Regions from separate parts of the Mus musculus genome. Here region 2 is linked to region 1. Evidence: chromatin contacts called from ENCODE Hi-C or POLR2A ChIA-PET data. All regions are on one chromosome and are shown on one strand. Each heading gives the region's core, a stretch centred on a gene start or an enhancer-like site at or near the end of the contact. The rest is flanking DNA. Distances are from core to core; before and after follow the strand shown. Region 1 holds the start of Cops7a (COP9 signalosome subunit 7A). Region 2 holds the start of Mlf2 (myeloid leukemia factor 2).

The links. Hi-C counts contacts between places; a loop is a spot of excess contacts on that map. ChIA-PET counts read pairs that join two places held with the same protein, here RNA polymerase II (POLR2A).
Region 2: a map of gastrocnemius shows a loop between it and region 1 (8-fold over the local background). The contact joins the promoter of Mlf2 here to the promoter of Cops7a in region 1. A Hi-C loop is called at or near these places in 8 of 37 maps with a recorded cell type or tissue (T-helper 1 cell, gastrocnemius, heart and 1 more). POLR2A ChIA-PET finds 5 or more read pairs at or near these places in 4 of 5 experiments (Patski and embryonic stem cell).

What each region holds. Positions count from the first base shown.
Region 1 is chr6:124,963,925-124,967,041 of GRCm38, reverse strand. It overlaps Cops7a (COP9 signalosome subunit 7A), which reads left to right and starts at 1,530. Exons shown (of 8, transcript NM_001355542.2): 1 at 1,530-1,640; 2 at 2,114-2,318. The coding sequence starts at 2,157. Gm23851 (a small nuclear RNA gene) reads right to left here and starts at 2,759; the gene lies at 2,655-2,759.
Region 2 is chr6:124,930,099-124,932,834 of GRCm38, reverse strand. Mlf2 (myeloid leukemia factor 2) reads right to left here and starts at 1,447. Exons shown (of 9, transcript NM_001170341.1): 1 at 1,249-1,447; 2 at 659-736; 3 at 298-424; 4 at 23-58. The coding sequence starts at 708.

The DNA.
Region 1 (3,117 bases), core at 281-2,780:
CAGGATGGACGGTGATCAGGATGTGAAAGCCTTGGCTTTGGCTGGTGTTTCCACATGGTGACAGAAAGCAAATGATTTATTATGTGTAGTGTTCCGCCTGCATGCATGCCTGCAGACCAGAAGGGGGCACCAGTTCTCATTAGAGATGATTTTTGAGCCACCATGTAGGTGCTGGGATTTGAACTCAGGACCTCTGAAAGAGCAGCCAGTGTTCTAAACTGCTGAGCCATCTCTCCAGCCCATTCATTGCCTTGTTTTCTAACTCTTCTCTCTCTCCCACTCTCAGCCTGGAACTATGCAGCTCACATGGCCTTTGGGCCTAAGATACTCCTGACTTAGCCTCCCAAGTGCTAGACCACAAGCATGCACCACCATCCCTCGAAGGAAGCGACGGAATCAGACAGGTATGCACTTGGACCCTATCCATATTTCTTTGTCCTACAGGTTAGTTCCAGAACTCAGCCCTTGAAGGTCCAATTCTCCTGCCTCAGCCTACTGAGTGATAGGATTACAAATCATCTAACAGTAAACCTGGCTTTACCTTAATTTCCTCCTTATATGGTTTCTGTAAGGATTTTTGTTTTGTTTCATTTTGAAACCTGGTCTATTTAGTGGCGGATGATCCAACTCAGAAATCCACCTAATTAAAGGTGTGTACCACCATGATATTTGGGAGATAGGGTCTCTCACACTGTAGCCCGGGATAACCTCCCAACATATAGCAATCCTCCTGCCTCAGCCTCCTGGATGCTGGGATTACAAGTGCCCGGCTGAATCCTTTAACTTTTAAATTTCCTCATCTGCCTTGGTTCCACTCACACTTTTCTCCTTGCTAATTTGGGATCCAAAGACTAAAAAAATGACTCAATATTTATTTGTAGTAACCATGGCCAAAAGTCTGGTCATGCGATCTGAAACTTCTATGGGAAGAAAACCTCAAAAGCCTAACCAATACACTTCCTTTTCCCCCTTAATCACTCGGGGGTTTGTTTTCTTTCTTATTGAGACCGGTTCTCATGTTGCTCAAACTGGCTTGGAATCTGCGATGGAGCTGAGGCTGGTTTTGAACTCCTGATTCTCCCCTACCTCTACCTCCAATACGCCGGGGGGTGGGGTGGGGGCATGTGTTACCACTTCCTGCCCCCTTACCCTTTAAACTTTTCTTCTGCTCTTTAAAAAGAGTGGATAAGTTGTTGGACTATTTATAGCCTCGTTTCTCTCCTTTCTCCCTTATTTTTTCTTTCTGCGAATTCTCGCCTTCCGCTAACGCTCACGTCGCCGCAGGAACTCGGGGCCGCCATCCTGCCTTGTCCTGCAGCTCCCGGGAGGGTCGCTCCCCCGGACCTCCGCAGAGCCGAGGTCCTCTCCGCACCCTGCATTCACCGCTCTCGCACCCATAAAGATGCACGGACAGAGCGGAAGATGGGCGCCGCTCTCGCGCCTCCCGCGGTCCGGAAACGGAAGCAGGCCGGAGCCGCCCGGAACCCGCCTCCCGAGAGCGGAAGTACGGCCGGAAGCTGGCCATAGAAGCGAGCGGCTAGAGCGGCCCTGCGGGGAGGTGGCAGGAAAGGCTTGGGAGCCGCTGCCGGAGGTGACGGAGCGGCCGCCCCGCCCCGTGCGCTGGGAGACGAGGCTTCCAGGTAGCCGTCGGTTGCAGTCGGTCCGGGGGTACGACCTGGCCTTGGGCGCAGACCCCGGCCGGTCCCGGGGCTGCCTCTTTAAGGGAGGGGGTGGAGCCGCGAGTCAGGCGCGAGGAGGTGAGGTCACGTGGGGGCGGCCACGTGCACGACTCGCGTCCCGAAGTGGGGGTTCGTCGTCGTCCGGTAGACACCATGTGCTATCTCTCCCTTCCCTGGTTCATCAGTCTTGGAACTCAATGGGGTGCACGTGGTGGGGCTTGGGACTGGGCCCGGGATGACGGAGCGGGTGGGCGTGGCAGCCAGGATGGGGCTGGCTTGGAGGAGCCCTCGAGTTGCCTTTTAGACCTCAGGACCCCACTTACTCACTGCGGATGTGGCGGGGTCCCTCTTGAGCGTGCAGCTCCCGTCCCTTCGAGCTGACCACCCTCGCAGGGTCCAGGGACCTTTAGTTTCACGTTCCTCTTTCCTTGCAGCTCCAGAAATCTTGAGGCCAGAGCCCCGCACCTCGGCGCAGCCATGAGTGCGGAGGTGAAGGTGACAGGGCAGAACCAAGAGCAGTTTCTGCTCCTTGCCAAGTCGGCTAAGGGGGCGGCACTGGCCACACTCATCCACCAGGTGCTGGAGGCCCCTGGTGTCTACGTGTTTGGGGAACTGCTGGATATGCCTAATGTTAGAGAGGTGTGTTGCTTGCCTGGGTAGTCCCCAAAGAACGTTGGGACCAAAGTTAACTCTTGAGTGCTGGGCTCGTTTTTTGTACCCAGTAACCACTCAGGTGATCGGGGTACCGATAATTAGCTCTCAACATGGAAAAATAAATCAATCAAATAAAGGTCTTCATTATCTTACAGATAAAGGGTCTGTAAACTTAGTGCTCCCTCCCTCTGTACCCACACTTTGAGTCAGGATTTCACTGTGTAGTCCTGGCTGCCCTAAACTAGTAACTATGGTCTAAGGTGGCCTTGAATGTGTGGGAAATCCCTGCCTATGTCTCATGCATAATTTTTTTTGTTATTTAAAAATATGGAACGCTTTACAAATTGGAGTGTCGTCTTTGCTCAGGGGCCATGCTAATCTTCTCGGGATCGTTCCAGTTTTAGTATATGTGTTGCTGAAGCAAGCAGAAATCTTTAATTTTGAAGCAAAAGAACAAGTCATTAAGAATACCACTGATAAACTCCAGCTTGTCCACCAGTATGATATCTTTTTGTGTTGGTTTTTTTTTTTTTTTTTTTTTCAGGACAGGGTTTCTCTATGTACTATAACTGTGTTCTGGAACTCTCTCTGTCGACCAGGCTGGCCTTCAACTCAGAGATCCTCTGCCTCTTCCTCTCGAGTGTTGGGATTAAAGACTTGTGCTACCATGCCTGCCTAGTGATACCTCTTAATAATCCTGTCACTAACATTTGGGAGGTAGAAAGAGTTGGATCTCTGAGTTGTAGGTCAGCCTGGTCTACAGATTGAGTTCCAGGACAGCCAG
Region 2 (2,736 bases), core at 198-2,697, 34 kb after region 1:
GGAAGAGAAGACAGGGACTCACCATTCCCAACATCCCGAAGGGAGAGACAGCCCCAGCCTACAAGACGAGAAACTGAAGTTAGAACTACACCCTACCAACTGTATGTACCAAAGGAGGTCAGTGCCTCCGTTCCCCCCTTCCTTCTTTCCACAGGAGTCACACAGCCCCTTTCCCAGACTCCTGACCCCACTCGTCTGCCTCCCACGCAGGTCATGTCCCTTTAAAGCTGGTTGTAGGGCAAGAACTGCAGCATACTTAACTAATCACCCCAGGTCTCGATATGTTCCAACTGTTACCTGCATCCTGCGGCTGGCAGGCCTGGTTGCTGGCATGTTACCATCTGTGATGCTCAGGAAGGGGCTATATCCAAAGCCGCCTGACAACATGCGGCTCATGTGCTGACGGTGAATTGCGAAGGGGTCCCTGCGGAGTGAGCATACACTATAGAAGGCAGATTAACCCCCAGCCTTCTTCACCTCCCCGAAATGAAGTCAGGGTACACAGTGGCACGGATGCCGGCTTCCCTCTGAGAGCGGCAGCTGAGTATCCAGCTAATTCTAACTGGTTCCAGCCAAGGGAACCAACTCAAAGGTCTGCCTGAACTGCTCAGACCTGAATCCGAATGGGCTGAGGGCGCGAGGGGGAGGGAATTCTCACATCAGGAACATGGGATCCTCAGGCTCCACGTCCCTCATGAAGCGGAACATCGTGATCTCAGCTCCAGGGGGCTCCACACTGTGAAGATACGGAGGCTGTGTTTCCTGCAGGCGGCCAGGCTTATGCACACCAGCTCAGTGTTGCTACTCTTAAGGCTGCCTCTTGCATACACTATCACTGACCCCTCCAAACTCCAGGGAAGATCCTTCGCCAGGTGAGCCATATAACCTATGAGACCTGAGAGCCAGCAGCTCTCCAAGCCGGTCATGGAATTTTTCCCAAGCCTCTTAGTGGTGCCCCTCCACCCCCGCCCGCCATCCTCTCTTCCCCGAGCCACGGTCAGCTCCTCCTCCGACGCCAGACTCGATGAGAATCTCGAACGGCGGCCCGCCACCCCATTAATGACCCCCAACTACTCCGCCTTCTGCTGGCACTGGGCGCTACCAGGCCTCCCCGGGCAGGCCTCACTGCCCACCGATCCGGGCCGCCACTGCCCCAGCCCGTGCCTCCCGCCGGGCGAGCCGGAGAGGAAGGTCCACTCCCGGGATCGCATCCCTGCAGCCGTGCGGGCCGCGGCGCCCTGGCCTCACCGGTCCCCGACTCCGGCTCAGCGGCCCATCCGGCCGGCCTCTCCTCGGGGCGCTGCAGGAGCAGGGTCGCGGCCCGGGACGCAAGGATTGGTCCGCGCGGCAGCTTCTCGCCTCCCGCACCGCCTCCTGCCTTCGCCTGCCACCTCCGTACCCCCGCCCTCGGCCCGAGAAGCCGATCTTCGGTCAGGCCCGAACGGAAGTGACGTCACGACGGACGGCCCCGGGGGCGGGCTGCGGGAGCTCCGCCCACCTGCTTGGGAGGGAGGGCGGCGCGCGCGCCGTGGAGCCCCGGAGGGCGGGTCCTCTGGGGCGGGTGGGAGGTGTCATTAAGCTGGCTCGGGGATCTGGGGACAGGAAGAGGCTCCTGCAAAGGTGGGGGGGGGCGGAGCGGAATCGGGAGGGACCGGCTGAGCGCAACGTGGGGGCAGGGTGTGCCGCACCTTTTTTGCGGGGGGGGGGGGGGAGAGGCGGGCTGTCTGGGGGCGATCGGTGGGGCGGATCCCTGCGGGGACCTTTAAACACACTGCAGGAGGGGCGCTTAACCAGGGGAGCGCGTGGGCCTGTCCCTCTGGAGAGACGCTCGGGCGGGCGGTGTCCTCCGAGTGACGCAGAGAAGGAGGTGACAATTTAGCTCAGGTCTAGTTAAGCCTTGGAAAAGGCCAACCAGGGAAGGGAATCCAGGTTGGGAGTTTGGCCGCCAGAGGGCGATCCTGGGCCGGGCTGGATCCTTAGCTCCTTAGGACTCGGTGTTGGCTTAGGCTTCTGGACCACTCCAGGACCTGTCTGTGAAGGGTTGGCCTGGGCAAAGGCGTTAGTTCTGAAGTCTGTTTGCTTTTTGTTGTCGTTTTTTGGTTTTGGTTTTAGTGCTCAGGACCCAACTCAGGACCTTGGGCATACCAAGCACATGCCCTACCACTAAGCTATAGTCCAGTTCCTTTAGGTCGTAGGTCTTTAAAACTTTCTTTGTTCTGAGCAGGTAGATAGGTCAAGGGACTAAAGTTTAGAAGAATAAAGGGGTGGAGAGCTAAATTAAGCAGAATCACCCAGGGGTGGAGCTAAAAAGTAAGCCCAAGAGGGCTGACTCCAAAGCCAGAGACTGGTATTTTGACATACTAATTGTCTTGCACAAAATCTGGCTGAGCTGGAGAGAAGAGCCCTCCCCTTTGGGTCAGAGGATTTGAACTGTATTGGGTAGACTTTGACCCACAGAGATCCAAACTCAAAACTGTCCCAAGTTCTTTACTCTGGCTGTCAGCCACATTGGTACCGTGTGGAACCTGATCTGAAGAGAAAGGTTTATTCTAACCAACTCCCTGAGGGAAAAGGGTCAGTGGTTACTCAGGAAAAGATTGGGAGCAGAGACTCTCAGCTTCTTTCGATTTGATCATTGCTAGTGGGAAAAAAATAGTGCTAAGAGAAGAAACAGTGATATAGTTAACGTAAGCTGACAGATTGGCAAAGTGAAGCCAAAAAAAAAAAAAAAAAGGA